Linked DNA regions of Homo sapiens: region 1 is linked to region 2. Evidence: chromatin loops called from intact Hi-C (ENCODE). Cell type or tissue: dorsolateral prefrontal cortex. All regions are shown on one strand. Each heading gives the region's core, and the rest is flanking DNA. Links, peaks and the distances in the headings are about the cores only. Region 1 has its middle 25 kb from the start of CIT. Region 2 overlaps CIT (citron rho-interacting serine/threonine kinase).

The links. Peaks named below come from ENCODE experiments on the same cell type or tissue, not always from the same donor. Only the 100,000 strongest peaks of a DNase experiment are listed, where the experiment ranks them.
Region 1: it touches region 2 in a loop (4-fold over the local background); 14 of 110 quality-filtered maps call a loop at or near these places.

What each region holds. Positions count from the first base shown.
Region 1 is chr12:119,900,017-119,905,398 of GRCh38, forward strand. No RefSeq gene overlaps it. Among named protein-coding and RNA genes, the nearest start is that of CIT, 25 kb to the left of the region's middle. In dorsolateral prefrontal cortex, for the core only: a CTCF peak has its summit at 2,213 (motif pointing left); a DNase peak (open chromatin) is centred at 2,235.
Region 2 is chr12:119,802,093-119,807,474 of GRCh38, forward strand. It overlaps CIT (citron rho-interacting serine/threonine kinase), which reads right to left. Exons shown (of 48, transcript NM_001206999.2): 10 at 1,114-1,297. Among named protein-coding and RNA genes, the nearest start is that of CIT, 73 kb to the right of the region's middle. RefSeq lists an enhancer at 2,235-2,786. In dorsolateral prefrontal cortex, for the core only: CTCF peaks have their summits at 2,434 and 2,638; DNase peaks (open chromatin) are centred at 559, 1,419, 2,049 and 2,409; H3K4me3 peaks cover 2,861 bases; H3K27ac peaks cover 3,015 bases.

The DNA.
Region 1 (5,382 bases), core at 59-5,058, 98 kb after region 2:
GGCGCGATCTCGGCTCACTGCAACCTCCACCACCCAGGTTCAAGTGATTCTCCTGCCTCAGCCTCCCAAGTAGCTGGGATTACAGACACATGGCACCACACCTGGCTAACTTTTGTTTTTTGTTTGTTTGTTTTGTTTGTTTGTTTGTTTTGAGACGGAGTCTCTCTCTGTCGCCCAGGCTGGAGTGCAGTGGCACGATCTTGGCTCACTGCAAGCTCCGCCTCCCAGGTTCACGCCCATTCTCCTGCCTCAGCCTCCTGAGTAGCTGGGACTACAGGTGCCGGCCTAATTTTTTGTGTTTTTAGTAGAGACGGGGTTTCACCATGTTAGCCAGGATAGTCTCGATCTCCTGACCTCGTGATCCACCCGCCTCAGCCTCCCAAAGTGCTGGGATTACAGGCGTGAGCCACCGCGCCGGGCCTGTATTTTTTTTTTCAGTAGAGACGGAGTTTCACCATGTTGGCCAGCTATTTATTTATTTTTATTGTGGTAAAATATACACAGCATAATTTTTTCATTTAACTATTCTTTATTTTTTTACTTTTATTTTTGAGACGGAGTCTCGCTCTGTCACCCAGGCTGGAGTGCAGTGGCGCGACCTCGGCTCACTGCAACCTCCGCCTCCCGGGTTCAAGCGATTCTCCTGCCTCAGCCTCCCGAGTGGCTGGGATTACAGGCCGGCGCCACCACACCCAGCTAATTTTTGTATTTTTTGTATAGACATTAGTTTTGCCAGGCTGGTCTGGAACTCTGACTTCAGATGATCTGCCAGCCTCGGCCTCCCAAAGTGCTGGGATTACAGGCGTGAGCCACTGTGCCTGGCCTATTTAACTATTCTTTAGCATACAGTTCAGTAGCATTAAGTACATTCATAACGTGCAATGAATCATGATCACTGCCTATTTTCAGAACTTTGTCATCATCCCAAACAAACTCTGTACCTATTAAACTACATCTTTTCATTTTCCCTCGGCAACATCCGTTCTGCTTTCTGTTTTTTTGTTGTTGTTGTTGTTGTTTTTGTTTGTTTTTTAAACTGAGTCTCCCTCTCACTCTGTCACCCAGGATGGAGTGCAATGTCACAATCTTGGCTCACTGCAACCTGTAACTCCTGGGTTCAAGTGATTCTCCTGCCTCAGCCTCCCAAGTAGCTGGGATTATAGGCGTGCACCAGCACCCCTGGCTAATTTTTGTATTTTTAGTAGAGACAGGGTTTCACCATGTTGGCCAGGCTGGTCTCGAACTCCTGACCTCAAGTGATCTGCCCGCCTCGGCCTCCCAAAGTGCTGAGATTACAGTCGTGAGCCACCGCACCCAGCCTCTGCTTTCTTAACCTCTATTCTACTTTCTGTATCTATGAATTTGCCCATTTTAGGCACCTCATATAAGTGGAATGATATCATACAGCAGCCCTTCGTGCCTGGCTGATTTCGCTTAGCATGTTTTCAAGGTTCATCCATGTTGTAACATGTATTAGGACTTCATTCCATGTATGACTGAATAATATTCCATTGCATGTATATGCCACATGTTGTTTATCCATTCATCTGTTCATAAACACGTGGGTTGCTTCTGTTTTCTGAAAGAATGTTGGTGTACAAATATCTGAGTCCCTGCTTTCCATTCTTTGGGGTATATTTACATACGTAGGAGTGGATCATACGTCACTTCTGTTTCCTTTTTGAAGAACCACCAAACTGTTTCTCAAAGTGGCTGCACCATTTGAAATTCCCACCACTAACGAATCAGGGCTTCAAATTCTCCACACTCTAACCAACACTTAAATTATTTTCCATTTTATATATATATAAAACAATAAATATAAATAATATATAATATAATTACATTATATAATAATATATTATAAATTATATATTTTATATATTATAAATAATATATATTTTTCCATTTAATATCTATATTATATTATATATAATAGCCATCCTAATAGGGATGAAGTGGCATTTCATTGTGTCTTTTTAATTTCCTTGTTTAGCAATGTAAATTTTTCCTATGGAATGTAAGCAATTTTCTAGATCACATTCATTCCACACTACCTAATGAGCACCTGTACTTCTCTTCCAAATAGCCTTTTTAGAGTCCTGCCCTGGAAATTACTTCCGTTAGTTGCTTCCTTATCTTTAAACCATCTAAAGCACCATTGCTTGGTTTAGCATTTTACCTCCTCGAAGCAGAAGCGCTATCTAGTGGCCCAATAGAGTAGCTGCAGGGGCAGCCCCCATTTTCACTAGTGCCTGTCTTAGTAACAAGGTCCTTGATATGCTTTATCTGGTGCTGCTGATCTGGCAGTGCCATGAAAGTCGACATCCAAGTCTGACTCAGAGAGGGATGTCTCTACAAAGATGAGATAGATGGGCTTTCGCCCCAAATGACAATGTCTTCTCTGGTCTTAATTGCACCATTCCTAAAACAGGGATGATAGAAATACAGTTGACATTGTAAAAGCAACTGGTTAAATATTATGTCCAAAAAAACCCCCAATTTATTATTTTTCCAGTCTCTTCCTTCAACCATTCTCTATGGAACCTTCCTTTTCCACCCTTAAGAGACATCCCTAGCAAACGCTGTGGCTTTCATGTCCTCAACTTTCCCAAAGTGCCCCCACCCCACCCCCTTTATTTGAGATACGATCTTGCTCTGTTGCCCAAGTTGGAATGCAGCAGTGTGATCACAGCTCACTGCAGCCTCGACCTCCCAAAGCTCAAACAATTCTCTCCTCTCAGCCTCCCGAGTAGCTGGGACTACAGGCACACGCCACCACTCCTAGCTAATTTTTAAATATTTTTTGTAGAGGTGGGATCTCCCTTTGTTATCCAGGCTGATCTAGAACTCCTGGGTTCAAGCGATCCTCCTGCCTTGGCCTCCCAAAGTGCTGGGATTACAGGCATGAGCCATTGCCCCAGCCCCAAAGGCTCTGATAGTGTGTCTGATGCATCATCTCCTACTCCCCTCCCCGATAAGCCCAGCTTTGGAGTGGGGGGAAAGAATGATCTGTGGGGAGTGGTCTGCTCTCACATGCTTGCCCCACCCTCCTTCGTTCAAAGCTCCTCTGATGCTTGGGGCAGAGACTAGAAATAAAGGAAAAGGGCCACACCTTGTACAATTTTCTGACATAGGAAATGGACTCTTGCTTGGACTTTTCCAATTACCCTTCTCTCAGCTAAGCTCCAGGGAGTCCACTTAATTCATTCTTGTCCCACCCAACATCAGGAGTTCAAGCTTTCTCATTTCGCCTCCTCTCTCTGTCTCTCTACCCCTGTACCCCAACCATCTGCCTCCCGTTTTTCTCCCTTTCCTCAGAGATTACACGTATAAGAAAAAGGAGTATCACTCTTAGAAAAGGAGATCACAGCCCGGGAAGGCTGAGGCAGGAGGATTGCCTGAGTCCAGGAGTTGGAGACCAGCCTGTGCAACAAAGTGAGACCATCTACCCGACCCCACCTTCTCTACAAAAAAATTAAGAATTAGCCAGGTGGGGTGGCGTGCACTTGTAGACCAGGCATTCCAAATGATAGCCCAATATAAGATGAATGCACATACACACAAAATCAATAGCTTTCCATTACACTAGTAACAACCATTGAGCTAATGTTAAAGAGAAATTATTCTCCTCCAGTAACAACAAACTATCCAGTTCCTAGAAATCAACACAATAAGAAAAGGGCAAGGGGTTCATAAAGAAAACCGCAAAGCTTGACTACAGACTTACAAACAAGGCCTGAGTAAGAAAAGACAGGGATGATCTGTTCCTAAATAAGAAGTGCCAATGTTGTAAGATTCCTTTTCTTCCCAATTTAACATAAAAAGGAAAAGCAGAATAAATAAATGGTGGTGTATCCATACAGTGCAGTTCTACTCAACATTAAGAAGGTATGTGCGGCCAGGCACGGTGGCTCATGCCTGTAATCCTAGCACTTTGGGAGGCCAAGGCAGGCGGATCACCCGAGATTAGGAGTTCGAGACCAGCCTGGCCAACATGGTGAAGCCCCATCTCTACTAAAAATACAAAAATTAGCTGGGCGTGGTGGTGCACGCCTGTAATCCTAGCTACTCAGGAGGCTGAGGCAGAAGAATCACATAAACCCTGGAGGTGCAGATTGCAGTGAGCTAAGATCGTGCCACTGTACTCCAGCCTGGGTGACAGAGTGAGACTCTGTCTCAAAAAAAAAAAAAAAAAAAGAAGGTATGTACTATTGATACAAACAATACAATAAATGAAAATAAGTGAATCTCAAAACCATTAGGCTGAGTGAAAGAAGCCAGATTCAGAAGAGAGCACAAAACCGAAGGCAGTGGCTCATGCTTGTAATCCCACCACTTTGGGAGGCCAAGGCAGGAGGATTGCTTGAGCCCAGGAGTTTGAGACTAGCATGGGCAATATTGTGAGACCCCGTATCTACAAAAAATAAAATAAAAATTAGCTGGGCATGGTGGCATGCACTTGTAGTCCCAGCTACTCGGGAGGCTGAGATAGGAGGATCCCTTGGGCCTGGGAGGTTGAGGTTGCAGTAAGCTATGATCACACCACTGCACTCCAGCCTGAGTACCAAAGTGAGACTCTGTCTCAAAAAAACAACAGCAACAAACAACAAAAGAATACATGCTGTATGATTGCATTTATATAAAATTCTAGAGAGGGGAAAAAATGACGGCAGCTAGAGTTGGGGATGAAGGTAAGGATTAATTGCAAAAGGATCTCCAGGGGTCTAACAAGAATGTTCTATAGCTTAATTGCATTGGCGGTGACATGGCGTATACATTTGTCAAAACTCATCTAAATATAGCCCTAAAATGGTGCATTTTATTGTATGTAAATTATGGCTCAATAAAGTGGGAAAAAATAAAATGTAATTCAAATTGAAATGTGGGCAGGCATAGTTGCTCATGCCTGTAATCCCAGCACTTTGGGAGGCTGAGGTGGGCAGATCACCTGGGGTCAGGAGTTCGAGACCAGCCTGACCAACATGCAGAAACCCCATCTCTACTAAAAAATACAAAAATTACTTGGGCATGGTAGCTCATGCCTGTAGTCCCAGCTACTCAGGAGGTGGAGGCATGAGAATCGCTTGAACCCGGGAGCTGGAGGTTGCAGTGAGCCAAGATCGTACCACTGCACTCCAGCCTGGGCAACAGAGTGAGACACTATCTCAATTAAAAAAAAAAAAAATGGCCAGGCTCAGTGGCTCAAGCCTGTAATCCCAGCACTTAGGGAGGCCCAGGCGGGCAGATCACGAGGTCAGGAGTTCAAGACCAGCCTGACCAACATGATGAAACCCCGTCTCTGCTACAAATACAAAAATTAGCCAGGCATGGTGGCGTGTGCGTACAATCCCAGCTATGCAGGAGGCTGAGGCAGGAGAA
Region 2 (5,382 bases), core at 130-5,129:
TCGATATCTAAGCTACAAATACCACAAAGAGGGAAAGATGCTGCCAAGAAGAATATCAAATTCTGCTCGTCTCCTAAGTGGGCAGCAACTAACCCAACATTACCCTCTGAGAACCTGAAAGTGCAGGGACCAGGGTGGCTGGCAAATAACACCATCAGTCCAAGATCTTCTGGGGAACTCACTCCTCTGAAAACAGAATGTCATTGTATCATGAGAGAATGAGGCAAGATACTGACCTCCCACATCCACAGAAGCTACTGCATTTTACAGAAATTCCAGGAGGCTCCTGGAAGCCTCGACCCTCTAATTCCAAGTGCTCTGTTAATGCATTTTTCAATAGCTTTTATGAGAATGGAGAAAGACCTACCAGATCAAGAGGTTTACAGTGATATTTATATTTCCATTTTCTAGTCTCCTGGTTTTTTTTCCCCCTATGAAGCCCAGTTTCTGTGAATCAATGACTCGGCTACATCACACTCCCTCCTGGTGGCTCACAGTAACGGGGCTTTCTCTGGCTGCCAGCGCTCCACCAGCTCAGAGAGGCTCAGCTGCCAGATCCCTGATCTTGCAGCATACTTGGAGAGGAGCCGAGCACCATCTCTCTGTTAGAGCTCTGGTTCAGCCACTTGCAGCTCAGTTAAACCCATCAGGAAACCTCTAGCTTATGAGACAAGGTTTTTAGGATTCTTTATACAGCCAAGATAGCAACCCCCATCCACCCACTTGAGAGACAGATACATAGATGGTTAGATAGATGGGCAGCTCATCTTAACTCCTGCACATTTCTCCTTTGACCGGGGATCTGCACTGCTGGAAATCTCCCACTCTCTCCCCTTTAAAGAAGACCAAAGATTGGAAAACTAACCCAAAGTACCCAATTGACAATTATCATACCACAGACAGGAACAGGTACCTTACACACTGCAAAATGAGAATATTAACAGGCTACCCCCGCAAAGCCCTAACAGGTAGACTGCTTTCCCAATGCAGGTGACTAGCAGCTTCCCTCCACTGCACTCCCCCCACCTATTCCCCCACCCCCCCACCACCACCTTTGGCTCCAAAAGCCTTGCATCAATGCAGGTCCCTTTAGAAAGTCAAATTTTCACTTACTCAGATCTACCAAGAATCCCCAGTGCCTTGCTGTACGAAAACCCCACAAACGGCAGTTCTTCACCCGAGAAGCCTGAGGGGCTCAGCTGGCACGGAGAGGATGAAACCCACGAATTCTTCTCTGGTTCATCAAAATTGGAGGTGTCATCGTCAGACTTGAGGGTGGGAACGAAGGGGGGAGGAGCTGGTTAAAGAAAAACAAGAAAGGAGGCGGGGAGGAAAAAAAATTTCAGCCGGATTCAACACTGTTGCGGAGAAGATCGTCTTACTCCTTCGGCGCTGGCGATGGCACTGCAGCGCCTGCTTTCAATCTAGCTCGCAACCTCGGCTCCTACAGCAACAAGAGATTAACCCCTTCTCTGCCAACATGGCCACCAACCCGCAGACAGGCTGCCTTCCCGCCTGGGGTAAACTGAAGAGCAAACTCAAACAGGTCACTTGGGCCAACGAAAGCACTTGGGCCAACGAAAGCACTTGGGGAACTCGTGGGGAAGCCGCTCCTTCCTGCTGTTTCCAGAAGGCTCCTACAGAGCAGCTGCTGGCTAGTGCCAGGATGCTAGGAGACCTAAACCTATGGATTCCCTCCTCCAGACAGGTCTAAATTATTAATGATTAGCACTAATCGTTGAAATAAGATGGAACTTCTACATTTCGTGGATTAACCGGGATAAGAGGAAGGACCAGGAAAAGGGATGTGTGAGGTTCTGGAACTCCTGTTAGGATACCACTGCAGTCTACTTCATTCATACCCGGACAAGTCGACTCCGAGATCTTATTAACCACTTTTTTTTTTTTTTAGTTCATTATGCATCTTCCCCAGCGCAATCATGCCCATCAAATCCACTGCAGTTTAATCAGCATAATGAAGCACCAGCCAAATAAAGTTCCTACCGGTGATCTACAGCACCCCTGCGCGCTGACGGTGGGAATGCACGGATGGACATATGCGGCTCCTACCTCCTCAGGGCTTCACTCCCGGCTGGGGGCGTGTTACATCCTCTCCACTTCCTCCGACCTACTAAGCGCTCTCGGTCTGGGAGGTGGACACTCGTCCATCAGTCACCAGGAGGCTGCCCATCGCGGTGGGCTCCCGGGGGTGTCCCCCGCCAGAAACGTTACCATGGTTGCAAGCTGAGGCGTCCGTGGCGGGCCAGCCAGGCGAGTTAGAGCCGAGCATCACATCCCCCGCAGTGCAGGCTGCATGCTCCCGGCTCCGTGCGTGCGTGCTCTGGCTGGAACCCCACCTGGCTGCCGCCTGCCTGCCAGGGGCCAGTGCTGATCCCAGTGACAGAGCAGCATGAGTCACTGCCCGCCAGGGCTCGCTAGAGCTCCCCCTAGGACAGTTGTCACAGCCCTTCACAGCCCAGACTTCTTTTTAACTCCTCGTTTTCTGGACAAAGCTGGGTGCCAGATATGAGCAGCAAGCAGTCTGTTTTCTGCTTACAGACTCCAAAAAAATCTGGCTGTTTCCAAAGTTCCCCGATGACAACAACATCCAAGTGGCGCTGGGAAGTAATTGGAGCAGGAAAGGGATGTGGAGGGGAGAGGAGATGAAGCCAGAGGTCTGGCTGTTCCTGAGAAGTACAAAAGAACATTCCCAGAGCTTCAGGTACATTGAGATGAGGTGGGAGAGTGAGGAAGATTTAAGATGTAAAATGTGCACTACCAGAAAATTATTTAACACCTCCAGTCTCTCAAGAGAATTTAAATCTTCCCTGTTAGTGTCAGAATCTACTTGCTTAATACTTTAAAAATTAGCTGATGGAAAGAAAAATTAGATTGAACACTTCAGCCCACATCCCATGTGTACTTCCATCAACACAGGCTCAAATCCAATCTGGTTTCAATTATCCGGTACCTTTTTTAATAGCAAAAAAAAAAGTTTTAATGGAAATTGTATTTCATAAGGATCAAAAACAGAAGTTTTCCTTCCTGAAATAAGGAAACTCAGATAAAGACTGAGGAAATTTATGGAGAGAGATTTGCAGATGATACTAATATGGAAGCAAAGTGGTTAATGGCAATTGTTCTGGAATCTCAGTTCAAATCCCAGCTCCACCACTTACTAGTTCTGTGACACTGGGTAAGTCACTTAACCTCTCTGAACCTCAGTTTTCAACATGGCAATATCTATTTCAATGGACTATTAGGAGGTTTAAATAAAATAATCCATATAAAAGTGTTTACCACAGTTCTTAGCATACAGTAATCACTCCACAAATATGACCTGCTATTATTGCTACTGCTCACAGGAATTGCATGCTTAGGAGAGAACCTGCAGGTCTTGAAAGCTAGTGACATAGAGCAGAATCTGTACTGAATGTTCATCTTTCCTGCACAGGGCAGAGACACATCCATGTGGATGTTTGTGTTAATCATATCATTTAATTCCTAGCAGAACTTTATAATTCCTTTCCACTATATACTAATTTATCTTTAGGAGACCAAAATAGAATTCCATTTCTGAGTGAGAAGTATAATTAATGGAGAGTAAAAGCCACCCTCAGTGAAATAATTATGATTTTGAAATCCTGTACTATAAAATAAGATTCATCTATAAAACTCTTGCCATGCTCAAAGCCAGCTTAATGCGGTTAAGATTAGAAAAAGGGGCAGATAATCTTCAAGTTAAAAGGAAGAAGAAGTAGGCCAGGCACAGTGGCTCATGCCTGTAATCCCAGCACCTTGGGAGGGCGAGGCAGGTGGATCACCTGAGGTCAGGAGTTCAAGGCCAGCCTGGCCAACATGGTAAAACCCCATCTCTATTAAAAATACAAAAAAATTAGCCAGATGTGATGGTGCATGCCTGTAGTCCCAGCTACTTGGGAGGCTGAGGCAAGAGAATCGCTTGAACCTGGGAGGTGGAGGTTGCAGTGAGCCAAGATCGTGCCACTGCACTCCAGCCTGGGGAACAAGAGCGAAACACCATCTCAAAAAAAAAAAAAAAAAAAAAAAAGGAAAGAGAAGTCAATGTGAAATATACTAGCTGGTAACAGGTAAGATATTCACAGCAAAGATTAAAAGCTAGGGATATAAACCTCTAGACAGCTAGTCGGTCAAGTACAACAGGAAAGTTTGAAAAGAAGGGCTTCTTAGGGCCACATTCAGGCAGAGGAAAAAGCCACAGCCTTAAGCCAAAAAGAAGTGGGGGAACTGGAAATATTCTGCCACCCAGAAAGTGATGAGATGTTTACCCTTGTCCAGGGCCCTTCAGTGGGAAGGAAATAAAGCAGATAGAAAGAAGCAGTAACCTCAGGTAGAGTGTCCACATTTACAGTATCCTGTTACAATTCAAGAAATTAACATGACTACTGGTCCAGGATCACTGAGCCCTTGGAGCACTGGCAGATGCAAGTGGAGAACAACTTGTAGGGGTGTTTTTGCAACCCAGGGCACACAGGATTTTCTCCCCACCCCACCCCCACCCCAACAACCTCCTTCCAATCCCTACCAGAAATAAATTCACAATTAAAAAGTAAAAATCAACAACTACACCTTACGGGTGCAACAACAGATACAAGAAATGGGAGAATTAGCCCTCCAAAAACTGCAGATAAAAGAACAATCTAAAATGAGCCATGAAACAAATTTTTATTATCAAGGTAAATTAGTAGAAATTCTTATCAAAGAACATGACACTTTGAAAAAGAACCAGGTACATTTGAAAGGAACCAAACTGAACTTCCATAAATAAAAAGTCTTGTTCTTGAATTTAAGGTTAAAAATTCACTGAATATGTTAAATAGCAGACTAGATACAGCTGAAGAGAAACTTAGTGAACTAGCAGTTAGATCTGAGGGAATCACATAGAACCTTGATACTTAAGCTATGGTCTACACACTGGCATTATCACCACCACTCAGGAGCTGGTTAGAATTTAATTCTCTAAGAATCTCAGGCCCTGCCCCATACCCATGGAATCAGAACCTACGTTGTAACAAGGTCCCCAGGTGATTCATGTGCACACCACAGTTCAAGAAGCATTTGTGTACAATGCAACACACAGAGACAAAGAGACGGAAAACATGAGAGGTCAAAAGACAAAGACAGAATGAGAAGATCCAATATACATCTAATGGGGCACAGAAAGAGAGATTAGAGAACTACTTTAAAATCTGGTTGCTGCATTTTTTAAGGATTGTGTAAAATCTGGTCACGTCCAAAAACTAACAAGTATGTTATCACATATATCTTGGGGATATAATTCTTCTATTTCTTGTACCTTATATAAAATGTCTCTTTTTTGATCCTTACAAAATGTGATTTTTT